Regions from separate parts of the Homo sapiens genome. Here region 1 is linked to region 2. The links are chromatin contacts, found by Hi-C or POLR2A ChIA-PET in ENCODE. All regions are on one chromosome and are shown on one strand. Each heading gives the region's core, a stretch centred on a gene start or an enhancer-like site at or near the end of the contact. The rest is flanking DNA. Distances are from core to core; before and after follow the strand shown. Region 1 has its middle 40 kb from the start of ECE1-AS1. Region 2 overlaps EIF4G3 (eukaryotic translation initiation factor 4 gamma 3).

What was found. A loop is a pair of places that touch in the nucleus more often than their neighbours do. ChIA-PET counts read pairs that join two places held with the same protein, here RNA polymerase II (POLR2A). Pooled maps may share reads with other maps.
Region 1: a loop to region 2 is called in a pooled map, with 4 times the contacts of the local background. The contact joins two enhancer-like sites. A Hi-C loop is called at or near these places in 1 of 168 maps with a recorded cell type or tissue (sigmoid colon) and 7 of 50 pooled maps. POLR2A ChIA-PET finds 5 or more read pairs at or near these places in 1 of 52 experiments (GM12878).

The regions. Positions count from the first base shown.
Region 1 is chr1:21,329,946-21,336,710 of GRCh38, forward strand. It overlaps a transcript of ECE1 not described here. Among named protein-coding and RNA genes, the nearest start is that of ECE1-AS1, 40 kb to the left of the region's middle. RefSeq lists an enhancer at 4,431-4,650. Within about 2 kb of position 4,911, at least 39 of the 41 ENCODE cell types and tissues checked have a DNase peak (open chromatin) inside an H3K27ac peak, as active enhancers do; they include GM12878, where a contact is called at or near this core.
Region 2 is chr1:21,017,150-21,024,023 of GRCh38, forward strand. The region is part of intron 4 of EIF4G3 (eukaryotic translation initiation factor 4 gamma 3); the gene reads right to left. Among named protein-coding and RNA genes, the nearest start is that of MIR1256, 32 kb to the left of the region's middle. RefSeq lists an enhancer at 5,251-5,395, a cis regulatory region at 5,318-5,328 and a silencer at 5,467-5,761. Within about 2 kb of position 5,307, at least 26 of the 41 ENCODE cell types and tissues checked have a DNase peak (open chromatin) inside an H3K27ac peak, as active enhancers do; they include GM12878, where a contact is called at or near this core.

The sequences.
Region 1 (6,765 bases), core at 3,661-6,160, 310 kb after region 2:
AAGCATGCTGCAGGAAAGAACACAGAGTCTGGAGCCAGACTGTTCAGGTTTAAATTTTGGCTCTGCTACTACTAGCTTTGCCTGGCTGGCAAACTCCTACCCATCCTTCAAGACCCAACTCAAACATCACCTCCCTGGACCAAGTTACTGGGCCTTTAAAGGCTCCTGCCCACATACTCACTAAATACTTTTTTTTTTTTTTTTTTTTTTTTGAGACAGAGTCTCCCAGGTCCTATTCCTCTGGGCCTTTAAAGGCTCCTGCCCACATACTCGCCAAATACTTTTTTTTTTTTTTTTTTTTTTTTTTTGAGACAGAGTCTCCCTCTGCCACCCAGGCTGGAGTGCAGTGGCATGATCTCCACTCACTGCAACCTCTGCCTCCCGGGTTCAAGTGATTCTCAGCCTCCTGAGTAGCTGGGACCAAAGGCACGTGCCACCATGCCCAGCTAATTGTTTCGTATTTTTTGTAGAGATGGGGTTTTGTCATGTTGCCCAGACTGGTCTCGAACTCCTGGCCTCAAGTGACCCACCCATCGCAGCCTCCCAAAGTTCTGGGATTACAGGTGTGAGCTACCGCCCCTAGCTGACCTCACCAAATACTATTCAGCAATTTACCTGCTAATTTATCTATCTCTCCCACAGGCCTGGGAGCTCCTGGAAGGCACAGACACTGCCATGCCTGGCACAGGAAACGTACTCAGCAAATGTTGCTTCAGTTTGAATGCCAACTTTTTCAGCCTTCTGAGTTTCCTTTCTCTCCCCATTAAATGCTTCCTAGGCTAATCCTTCTTCCTCCCCCTGACTCAGGTCCTTTCCTTTCTGGGTCTTAAACTTCCACACCCCCTTCCTTGAAGGTCCCTATCCGCTCACCCCTGAGCTGATGCTGAACACAGGCTGTACAGGAAGACCTAAGATTAATTTCTTCCCTTTGCTGGCTGCAAAGGACTCTCATGGAAGGTGAGGCACTCAGAGTCCATGAGACTGGCTGATCATAAGGACTACGACCAGCTGGGTAGAAGTCAGTTATGGAGGAAGCACAAGTTGGATTCAGCCAGGGGTGGTGGTTCACGCCTGTCATCCCAAACTTTGGGGGTCCGAGGCAGGACGATCGCTTGAGCCCGAAGTTTGAGACCAGCCTAGGCAACATAGCAAACCCTGTCTCTACAAAAAAATTAGGCCAGGCACGGTGGCTCATGCCTGTAATCCCAGCACTTTGGGAGGCCGAGGCGGGTGGATCACTTGAGGTCAGGAGATCGAGACGACCCTGGCCAACATGGTGAAACCCCATCTCTACTAAAAATCCAAAAATTAGCCGGGCGTGGTGGTGCAGCGCCTGTAGTCCCAGCTACTCAGGAGGCTGAGGCAGAGGAATCGCTTGAACCCAGGAGGTGACAATTGCAATGAGCCGAGATCATGCCACTGCACTCCAGACTGGCGACAGAGTGAGACTCTGTCTCAAAAAAATTAAAAAATTAAAAAATAAAAACTTAGCCGGGTATGGTGGTGCACGCTTGTAGTCTCAGTTACTCGAGAGGCTGAGGTGGGAGGATCGCTTGAGTCTGGGAGGTTGAGGTTGCAGTGAGCCATGATGCACGATGGTGCCATTGCATTCCAGCCAGGGTGACAGGCAGAGTGAGACTTCGCTAAAAAAAAGAAAAAAAAAAGCATAGACTCTGTAGCCAAAACTGCCCAGGTTCCACTCTAGCTCTGCCAATTACTGACTGAGAGGAGAGATACATTACCTCTCTGTCCCTCAGTTTTCCCACCTACAAAACAGGAATAACAATAATAAGTACCTCACAGGGTTGATGTGAAGATTAAGTAAATTTATAACATAAAATATTTAGTGCTGTACCTGGCACACAGCAAACACTCAAGAAACGCTATTATTATTACTGCTAAGACTAGTAAAACACCGCGGGCAGGAAAGAATGGAGGATTACTGAATAAAGCCCTAATGCAGACAGAAGTTACTACTATGTCACTCCCACAAGGAAACATCAAACATCACCACTCCCAGGAGCCTCCTCAGAAGCAACCTGCCAGCCCTGGGCTGGTCATTCTCTGATAGTATCAGGGCCGTTTTGTCCCACTTTCCTCCGTGGACTTGAGCTCACTAAGGGCAGCCTTACTGCACCCTCCCCCACCCCATCCTCAGCACCCAGTGGTGTGCAGCAGGGTTGTGGGAAATATCTGCCAGACAGACATGCTTAAGATGTGGCCCGAGTCCCTTCCCCTTTCTGGAGAGGCCTGCTTCACTGGGAAGGCAACTCTCCAATGCCATAGTACAAACCCCTAGAGAGCCTGCATCCCTTCCAGTCCCATCCCTGCCAGACACTGGGAACGCAGAGGTGAAAAGGCAGGGGCTCTGCTCCATCAGAACCCTGCCTAGTAATAAATCAGGTGACATTTATTAGGCACTTAGTGTACTGCAGGCACTGATCCTGGCACTTTACAAGAATCTCGTCGCTTATTTAAACAACTCTCTAAGCTTGGCACTATCCTTATTCCCATTTTACTTATGCAGAAATAGAGGCTAAGAATTAAGTACTTTGCCTGAGGCTGCTCCAGTAAATGGCAGAGCTGGGATTCAAACCCAGGCAGGCTGGGCCAGAGCTTGAACTCTTGATCTGTGTTAGTCCAGGGGGAGGGGGGAGGAGGGGGGGAGAGAGATAGGAGAGAGAGGGGAGGGAAGGGGAGGGGAGGAAACAGGAGGAGAGCGGAGGAGACAGGAGGAGAGGGGAGGAGAGGGGAGAGGAGGTGAGGGAGGGGAGGGGAGGGGAGGGGAGGGGAGGGGAGGGGAGGGGAGGGGGAGAAAGATTTCAGTCCAAGGTGACCCTGAGAGAAGTCAGTCAGGCGAGGAGTTAGAGGGAAGGGGGCTGCGGGAACACAGGATGGGGGTGGGGTGGGCGGATGGTGAAGTAAGTTTCTAAGAACAGCTATGGAAAGAGAAACAATTGGGACATGTGTCAACACTGTTACAATATTAGTGCCATCCAATTCTTGGAGTCTAGCACCAGATATGCACCATGCATGCTCTGAGTGCTGCTCCTCTCACTGAATATTTGCAGTCTTCCTGGGAGGGACTTATCCTCACTTCACAGATGGGAAATCCAAGGCTCAGAGAGGAAGACACGCCTGCTAAAAGTCCTTGGTGACAATTCAATGGCAGATCCAGGGTTCAAGCTCAAGTTGATCCCATGGCCCTTGGTCTTAACCACTAGGTCACACTGAACAAACAGGTATTGGTGGTGCGTGGTAGGGATCTGATGCAGAAGGTGGGGGGAGCTGCCCAGTTTTTCACCCGGGACCTGCACTTAGTGCCTCCGCCTCCCCCACCCCTATTTGGGCTGAAGGCAGACAGCACAGCTCCAGCCCACCAGAGCCGTGGGGGGGGCGGGGGGGTGGGTGGGTAGTAGTGTGGCCTGGCTAAGGAGTCTCTCAAATATAGTGGGGAAATAAAATAAGTAGCAGAGAGATGGGCCAACCATGGCCCATTCTCATCTTCCCTCCCTAACCGCGTTCATCAGAAAACAGCATATGTGAGGGCCAGCACGCAGCCATTCTTTCCGGTGCTTCAGGAGGTTAGGATGACAGAGCCACGGGCTGGGCGCAGTGGCTCACGCCCATAATCCCAACTTCTTTGGGAGGCCGAGGCAGGCAAATTACTTGAGGTCAGGAGTTCGAGACCAGCCTGGCCAACATGGTGAAACCCCGTCTCTACTAAAAAATACAAAAGTTAGCCAGGCATGGTGGCACCTGCCTGTAATCCCAACTACTTGGGAGGCTGAGGCAGGAGAATTGCTTAAACCCAGGAGGTGGAGGTTGTAGTGAGCTGAGATCGTGCCACTGCACTCCAATCTGGGCAACAGAGCGAGACTCCGTCTCAAAAAAAAAAAAATGACGGAGCCACAAAGGTAATAACAGCTCCCACCTCCCAAGGGCCAACTCCGTGCACCGTCCTGTGAGCTTTACAACCTGTCATAAATTATCAACCACTTTTCACAACACCACTATGAGAAAGGTGCTACCATCATCCCATTTCATAGAGGAGAAAACCGAGGCTCAGAGATGGTCACTCACCAAAGGTCACCCAGCTGGGACTAAGTGACAGAGCTGGGACTACAACCCACATCTGTCTGGCTCCAAAACCTCCATACCTCCATCTTATCTAGAAAGAGTGCTGGATGAGGAGTCTAGAATCAGGGTCTAAGTCCTGCCTCTAACCTGCTGTATAGCCTCAGGTAAGTCTCTTTCCCTTTGTGAGCCTTGGTCTGCCCTATGAGGAAGTTGGCCTAGATGACCTCCAAGTCCCACCTCCTGTGACTCTGTGAGCTCTCATGCCCTCCTCTCTCTGGCTCCCAGCCACCACACCGGAAGCCCAACAGGATGCCGAGTAACCACCCACTGAACACTCAGGGGCGAAGGAAGATGAAGTGCCGCTTTCTCATGGCCATCTTCCACCAGACCAGCCCAGGAAACAAGGAACCACAAAGCCACAGGATTCCCTCCAGCGTGGCCGTGTGAACAGCAGCCCTGGAGCAGAGGGGCTGGGCATCCCCTTGCGGCCATCACTTCCTATGCCCTCACTTCTCGGCAGGGTGTGCGGAAGCGAGGGAGGCAGGCTCCAGCTCAATGCCCTCTGGCTCTGTTTCTCTGGGTCCCCAGGGGCTGGGACGGTGGGAACTGGTCACTCTGGGAGAATCCCAAGCCCACCCCGGAAGGCTGAGTTGAAGTGGAGGTTCAGACAGGTCTGTCTGGCTCCACAGGTAACTTTTGCCCACTGTGCTCTGCTGCCAGCAAGGTCTCGAAGCATCTGGGATGCCTGGCTACCTCTCTCCCATCCCTGAAGTAGCAGCCAAAATCCCAGATCCTGCAGAAACCTACGCCTCCTCAGCCTCAGGACAGACGAATATCCTGAGGCCCGCGCTCCTGCCTCCCTCCTGCCCCCTACAGTCCATGCTCTACACAGCAGCCAAGGTCTTTCCAAACAGAAACCAAGCCCAGTCGCCCCTCAACGTGGGGTCCTCCAGTGGCTTCCCACCACTATTAGAACGAAATGCTGACCCCTGCCCCACAGACAAGGCTGTCCATGGCTTGCCCCTCCAGGCCCACCTCTCCCTAGCCTTCCCTCCACCCTCCACTGCCTCTGCCCGGCCACACCAGCGTTCACCCCCTACATGTGCCAAACTTGCTGTTCCGGCAGCCGGGAACTCTCATCTCCCCCGCCCCCGTCTTTGCCCGGCTGCCCCCTCCTCAACCTTCATGTCCCAGCTCAGACATCACCTCCTTTCCTGGCCGCTCCTCTAGAGCGGCCCCCTCCCCTCACAGCCACTCTCCACCACATCGCCCTGTTTTGTCTCCTTTCTTCTCTCGGAGCGATCCTTCTGGTGGGTGGCTTTGCCTGTTTGGTCTCCAGCTTCCTCCCCTAGAGTGCAGCTCCTTAGGGGCAGGCATGTGACTGCTCCATTCTCTTCTGTCCCCACAATGAGGCAGGGCCTCCTTGGGTGCTCACAACCCTGAAGATGAGGACGCTGCAGCCCTGAGAGGTGGATTGAGCCGCCCAAAGTCCCAGAGCCAGGGAATAGCAGGGTTCAGACCGAGGGCGACCTGATGCCAAGCCTCAGTGGGTGGGGGGCTCTCACGGCTGGGGGCCTACTCTGGAGGGCTCTCACCCAGGGTGGACAGAGTCGCAGTGAGGCTCTTAGGGCGGGTACCAAGAATGAAGGGCCCACCAGCTTTCCCAAATGGTCCTTCTGCAAGCTACAGGCCAGCTGAGCTCCTGCCTGGGGTGGGTGAGACCCTGGGGGTGAAGAGGCACCAAACACCAGGAGCAAAGGCTCCCAAATGAGGGAGACCACAGACACAGGGAGCTGGGAAGCTTCGACCCACCCAGTGCTTGACGGAAGGGGAAAGTGAGGACTATGGAGGGGAAGGGACTTGCCTGAGGTCACACAGCCAATCAGTGGGTCTCCAGGGAGGGAGGCCCTTCCCTACCCTGCAGAACAGCAGGCGAAGCCCAAAGCCCAGGGTCTGGGCAGAGTGCCAGCCCAGAACTGCCAGGCCCTGGGGGCAGGGGCAGGGCTACAGAGTGAATCTGGGGCATTAAGACAAAGAAAGGACTCAAATTTCTTCCTTCTTTCAAAAAACACTTGAGACAGGCAGTGTCTCATACCTGTAATCCCAGCACCATGGAAGGCTAAGGTGGATGAATCACTTGAGCCCAGGAGTTCAATACCAGCCTTGGCAACTAGTGAGACCTTGTCTCTACAAAAAAATATCAGAAAATTAGCTGGGTGTAGTGGTGCACCTGTGGTACCAGCTACTCAGGAGGCTGAGGTGGGAAGATCACTTGAGCCCATAAGTTCAAGGCTGCAGTGAGCTGTGTTCATGCCACTGTACTCCAGCCTGGGTGACAGAGTGAGAGACCCTGTCTCAAAACCAAAACAACAAAAAACATTCACTGAGGCCGGGCGTGGTGGCTCACACCTGTAATCCCAGCACTTTGGGAGGACGAGGTGGGCAGATCACCTGAGGTCAGGAGTTCGAGACCAGGCTGGCCAACATGGTGAAACCCCGTCTCTACTAAAAATACAAAAAATTAGTCGGCTGTGGCCGGGCGCGGTGGCTCACACCTGTAGTAATCCCAGCACTTTCGGAGGCCGAGGTGGGCGGATCACGAGGTCAGGAGATTGAGACCATCCTGGCTAACACAGTGAAACCCTGTCTCAACTAAAAATACAAAAAATTAGCCAAGCGTGGTGG
Region 2 (6,874 bases), core at 4,057-6,556:
CTCACACATTACAACATGGATGAGCTTTGAGGACATTATTCTAAATGAAATAAGCCAGTCACAAGAAAACAAATACTGTTTGATTCCACTTCTATGAGGTACCGACACCATGGCAAATCACAGAGAAAGAAAATAAAATTGTGGTTGGCAAGGGATGGGGAGAGGAGATAATGGGGAGTTAGAAGTTTAGTGTCCTTGGCCGGGCGCAGTGGCTCACGCCTGTAATCCCAGCACTTTGGGAGGCCGAGGTGGGTGGATCACGAGGTCAAGAGATCGAGACCATCCTGGCCAACATGGCAAAACTCCGTCTCTACTAAAAATGCAAAAAATTAGCTGGGCGTGGTGGCGGGCACCTGTAGTTCCAGCTACTCGGGAGGCTGAGGCAGGAGAATGGCGTGAACCCAGGAGGTGGAGCTTGCAGTGAGCCAAGATCGTGCCACTGCACTCCAGCCTGGATGACAGAGCAAGACTCCGTCTCAAAAAAAAAAAAAAAAAAAAAAAAAAAGAAGTTTAGTGTCCTTAATCCAAATGCTCCAAAATCTGTAAATTTGTGAGAGTTGGCATGAAACAAAAAAATTTAAAAAGCTCATTGGAGCACTTGAGATTTTCAGACTAGGAATGCTGAACCTGTAAATAATGTAATTCTCCAAAATTCAGAAAAATCTGAAATCCAAAACTCTTCTGGTCCCAAGCATTCTGGATAAGGGACACTAGATCTGTATTTAATGGACAAAAAGTTTCAGTTTTGCAAGATGAAAAGAGGTATGAAGATACACAGTGTTGACAATTACATATTTTTTTTTCCTTGAGACAAGGTCTCACTCTGTTACCCAGGCTGGAGTGCAGTGGCATAACCATAGCTCACCACAGCCTTGATCTCCCAGGCTCAAGCGATCCTCCCACCTCTGCCTCCCAAGTAGTTGTGACTACAGGCATGTGCCACCATGCCCAGTAATTAAAAAAAAAAAAAATCTTTTATAGAGACACATTCTTGCTATGTCACCCAGGCTGGTCTCAAATTCCTGGGCTCAATCAATGCCCCTGTACTGACATCCCTAAATACTGGGATTACAGGTATGGGCCAATGTGCCCAGTCAAATGTAAATGTTCTTAATGCCACGGAACTATAAACTTAAAAATGGTTAAGGTGAGCCGGGCACAGTGGCTCATGCTTGTAATCCTAGCCCTTTGGGAGGCCGAGGCGGGCGGATCACAAGGTCAGTAGTTCAAGACCAGCCTGGCCAACACAGTCTCTACTAAAAATACAGGGCATGGTGGTGGATGCCTGTAATCCCAGCTACTCGGGAGGTTGAGGCAGGAGAATCGCTTGAACCCAGGAGGTGGAGGTTGCAGTGAGCTGAGATCACGCCACTGCACTCCAGCCTGGGCAACAGAGCTAGACTCCTTCTCTTAAAAAAAAAAAAAAATTAAGGTGGTACTATGGTTGAATACTGACCCCTCCAAATCTCATATTGAAATGTGACCCCCAATGTTGGAGCTGGAGTCTAATGGGAAGTGTTTGGATTAAGGGAGTTGATCTCTCATGAATGAGTTGCTGCCATCCTTGCTGGAGTGAGTTCTCACTTAGTTCCCTTAAGAACTGGTTATTTAGAAGAGCCTGTCACCTGGTTCTCTCATCATGTGATCTCTGAACACACCTCCCCCTCACCTTTTGCCATGAGTAGAAGCTTCCTGAGGCCCTTATCTGAAGCAGGTGTTGGTCTGGCAATATGCTTCTTGTATAGCCTACAGAACCATGAGACTAATAAAGCTCTTTTTTTTTTTTTACCCCCAAATAATCCAGACTTAGGTATTCCTTTATAGCAAATGATCTCAGAAAGATGGTAAATTTTGTGTATTTTACCACAACTGAAAAAAAGTTTTTTTAAGAGAACAGGTCTCACTCTGTTGCCCAGGGTGGAGTACAGTGGCACAATCATAGCTCACTGCAGCCTAGAACTCCTGGGTTTAAGTGATCTTCCCCTGCCTCAGCCTCACAAGTAGCTGGGACTAGAGGCACGAGTCACCACATCCAGATAAAAACACTTTTAAAGTAGTCAAAACAACAATATTACTCTAGCACAAAAGCTTGATATCAAACAAGTTTGTTTCAAGAGCACTTATTCAATTTCACTAATTGGTTGTCAGACGAATACATATTTGCACGTATATTTGTAAATGCTTGCTTGTTTCTTGTTGAATTGTAAACAATACTTGACAAAGTAGAGCTGTTTAAACAATGAAAACTTGATATGGTAGTATATTCCACATGAAACTCATAAATGGTAGACAGCTATATAAAACCATCCAACACAGATCTTAAAATCAACATTTAATAGTCTGCACAAAACATGATGCCTTTTTTATGTTTCAGTGAATGAAAAATAAAAATTTTTATCTTTTATTATCGAGGGAGAGTAAGAAAGTCCCAAACAGAATACATATTTTCTCATCTCATAGAGCAAGAGAAGTTATTTAAAAACAACATGCCATGGGAGGCCAAGGCAGACGGATCACAAGGTCAAGAGATCGAGACCATCCTGACCAACATGGTGAAACCCTGTCTCTACTAAAAATACAAAAAATTAGCTGGGCGTGGTGGCACATGCCTGTAGTCCCAGCAACTAGGGAGGCTGAGGCAGGAGAATCGCTTGAACCCAGGAGGCAGAGCTTGCAGTGAGCCGAGACTGCACCACTGCACTCCAGCCTGGCAACAGAGCAAGACGCCGTCTCAAAACAAAACAAAACAAAACAAAATGCCCCCATGAACATAATCAAGAAACACTATAAATAATTAAATAAAACAAGAAAATAATTCCTCTACTACAGGAAAACATTGGCTCTTCATGTCAATGAGGGTTCTGTTACTATTGCAACTGCCAATCTGAAAGGAATTGAGGAACCACTTTTTCCTTCTTCAAATCTAACATCATCCCATGTGGAATAGTTGCGTCCACTTAACAACATTTTCTTACTTATTCTTTGCAACGTGCCAAAACACTATGCTGAACTCAGGCTTTGAGGCCCAGACAACCATCAGAAATGACCAATTTGCGGGGCCAGGCACAGTGATCATATCTGTAATCTTAGCACTTTGGGAGGCGGAGGTGAGAAGATTGCTTGAGCTTAAAAGTTCAAGACCAGCCTGGGTAACACAGCAAGACTCCGTCTCTACAAAAAAAATTTAAAAATTACCCAGGCATGGTGGTGCATGCCTGTGGTCTGAGCTACTTGCAAGGCTGAGGTGGAAGAACTGCTTCAGCCTAGGAGGAGGAGGTTGCAGTGAGCCAAGATCATGTCACTGCACTCCAGCCTGGGCAACAGAGTGAGACCCTGTCTCAAAAATAAATAAATAAATAAATGAATAAATAAAGAAGAATACCATTTATCTGTTGGGATAAGGGCAGGTATGGGACCATGTATAGCCAGCGCGATTACTGGAATACATTTCAAACGATGTCCAAGTCAGGTCCTATTTACATGCAGTGAATCAGAAGATACATACTTTAATTTTCCATTCTAGGTTAATACAGAATATCTAATAACTATACCAACTAAAACATTTTAAAATATAAATCCCATTAAATATTCAAACAATGGTATAATATTGTAAATAAAAACAAGTCCTGTGATTTTTACTGAAACATGGAGTGAAATAAAAGAGTGTAAGCTTAATGCAGAAACTTTTAAAATCAATTATAGAAAGGGTACGTATTTCCTACTTTATATATAGCATCAACCACTGGGTAGTTCTACTGACTATTAGATTGATCACACATTCCCACTACATAAAGCATTATTGTAAAAAGAATGCTGGCATTTATTTCTTATTTATGTATTTATTTTAATTTTGAGACAGAGTCTCCCTCTATCAGCCAGGCTGGAGTGCAGTGGTGAGACCTTTGTTCACGGCAACCTTCACCTCTCAGGTTCAAGCCATCCTCATACTTCAGCCTCCCGAATACCTGGGACTATGGGTATGCACCACCACCCCCAGTTAATTTTTGAATTTTTAGTAGACACAGTGTTTTGCCATGTTGGCCAGATTGGTCTCAAACTCCTGGCCTCAAGTGATCCGCCCACCTCAGCCCCCCAAAGTGCTGGGATTATAGTCATAAACCACTGTGCCCAGCCTATTTCTTCTTAGTGACTCTAGCTTCCCTTTCCCTTTTGAAATAATCTCTGATTAAAGTTTACATGCTACAAATGCTGCACCTCTGAGAGCAAGAATACTCAAATGTCAAAAAGAATAAACCATAACAACTCACAATTTCTCAGACAATGAGCAGATTATGATTATTATGTAAGCTCAGGCTTCCAAGTGCTCTCTCCTTCAAAGCCAAGCATGTAACAGGTATACAGCATAACAGTAACCATACTCTGACATACTTAAGATTCTTTCTTTCTTTTTTTTTCTTTATGTGGAGACAGAGTCTTGCTCTGTCATCCAGGCTGGAGTGCAGGGGTGCAATCTCGGCTCACTGCAACCTCTGCCTCCTGGGTTCAAGCGATTCTCCTACCTCAGCCTTCCAAGTAGCTGGGACTACAGGCGCGCAGCACAATGCCTGGCTAATTTTTGTATTTTTAGTAGAGACAGGATTTCACCATGTTGGGCAGGCTGGTCTCGAACTCCTGAACTCAGGTGATCCACTTGCCTCAGCCTCCCAAAGTGCTGGGATTACAGCCATGAACCACCGTGCCCGGCTCTGACATATTTAAGACTCAATTACAGTACATGGTAGGCACAAACCTTCAGTACAAGATGAATAAATCAAGAAAATCAAAGTAAAACTATTGCTACTATAATTTAATATTAACATAAAATCCAGCAAATACGTAAATTTCTATTTCAAAACAACATTTGCTATAGCCTCACAAAAAGGTTCCTATATGAAAATTTTGGTGCAAAAATACCTCAACGATGGCACTAAGCACCGAAAATGCATATCTGTCCAAAGTATAATCTAAAATGGTACAGAATTATTTTATGGATAATTTAAAGGCTATCTTCTTTTGCTACCTTTCATTTAAATACCAAAGATTGCACCTTAACAATGTAAGAAATGAAATAGTACTGGCTGACTATATATCCAGTTATTTATAAGGGAAAGCACTCAATGATGGGTGTCCATTATGATTTTTCTATCTGATTATGCTAAATGTAGTACAAAAACCCCACAAGTTATTTTTAGGTCATCACTGAGTTGGTTAAATAAACATTATGTCTGCCTGTGTAATGTGACTCCCGTAGTACTTACTCTGTCGAGAATAAACAGACATCATGCACACTGAATCATATGAGACAGGTTCAGAAAACAGCTGAGTCACCGACCATTAGCCCTTTACTTCCTGTTCACAGTAACACAGTGGAAATTTCTACCTCACCACAACATCAGGCTTCTTTTCCCATTCCCACTAATAAGTTATACTTTCCCTCAATAACACCAACCAGTTTGTGTTAAAGCTCAATTTAGACATCACATAGTTCTATTATGTTCTAATATTCCCAACCCACACACCAAGTTCCTGACAATACAAAAACAAAGACAAGTAACATTAGGAGGTTAATTAGGTTGGCATGCGTCATCACAATTAAGCTAGGTCTATTTGGAAAAAACCAAGTCTCTCCAGTTGACCTACAGGTGGAAGTATTACAGTATCACCTCACTGTCCATGTAGCTTGTACTTTTTTGATATGGCCAACAGATCCCCTAGGTTTTCTTTCTAAAGCTTCCCTGAATTACATGGTAAATGTTCTTTTACTATGAATAACAAGCTTTAAAGCAAAATCACTTTCAGTTTTCTTTCCTTCGAGGATGCTAATTAGTAGTACCCTCAGTTAAAAACATTAGGCACGCAAAAACTTTTACTCACATTAGAATGAAAAAAACTCTCAAACTATACTTGACTTCAGATGTAGCAATCTAACAAGTTTGTGAGTTTTTCTTTTTTGTTTGCAGTAGCAATTCTAAGTCATGGAAATCAAGTTGAAAAAGACACGATTCCTATGCACAGGGATTTACAATTTACCTAACAACAGTAAAAATGACATAGAAAGTGGTGTAAGGGCTCTCCCTCTCCCTCCCCCTCCCCTCCCCCTCCCCCCCTCCCCCTCCCTCTCCCTCTCCCCACGGTCTCCCTCTCTTTCCACGTCTCCCTCTCATGCGGAGCCAAAGCTGGACTGTACTGCTGCCATCTCGGCTCACTGCAACCTCCCTGCCTGATTCTCCTGCCTCAGCCTGCCGAGTGCCTGCGATTGCAGGCACGCGCCGCCATGCCTGACTGGTTTTGGTGGAGACAGGGTTTCGCTGTGTTGGCCGGGCCAGTCTCCAGCCCCTAACCGCGAGTGATCCGCCAGCCTCGGCCTCCCGAGGTGCCGGGATGGCAGACGGAGTCTTGTTCACTCAGTGCTCAATGGTGCCCAGGCTGGAGTGCAGTGGCGTGATCTCGGCTCGCTACAACCTACACCTCCCAGCCGTCTGCCTTGGCCTCCCAAAGTGCCGAGATTGCAGCCTCTGCCCAGCCGCCACCCCGTCTGGGAAGTGAGGAGTGTCTCTGCCTGGCCGCCCATCGTCTGGGATGTGAGGAGCCCCTCTGCCTGGCTGCCCAGTCTGGAAAGTGAGGAGCGTCTCCGCCCGGCCGCCATCCCATCTAGGAAGTGAGGAGCGCCTCTTCCCGGCCGCCATCACATCTACGAAGTGAGGAGCGTCTCTGCCCGGCCGCCCATCGTCTGAGATGTGGGGAGCGCCTCTGCCCCGCCGCCCCATCTGGGATGTGAGGAGCGCCTCTGCCCGGCCACGACCCCATCTGGGAGGTGAGGAGCGTCTCTGCCCGGCCGCCCAGTCTGAGAAGTGAGGAGACCCTCTGCCTGGCA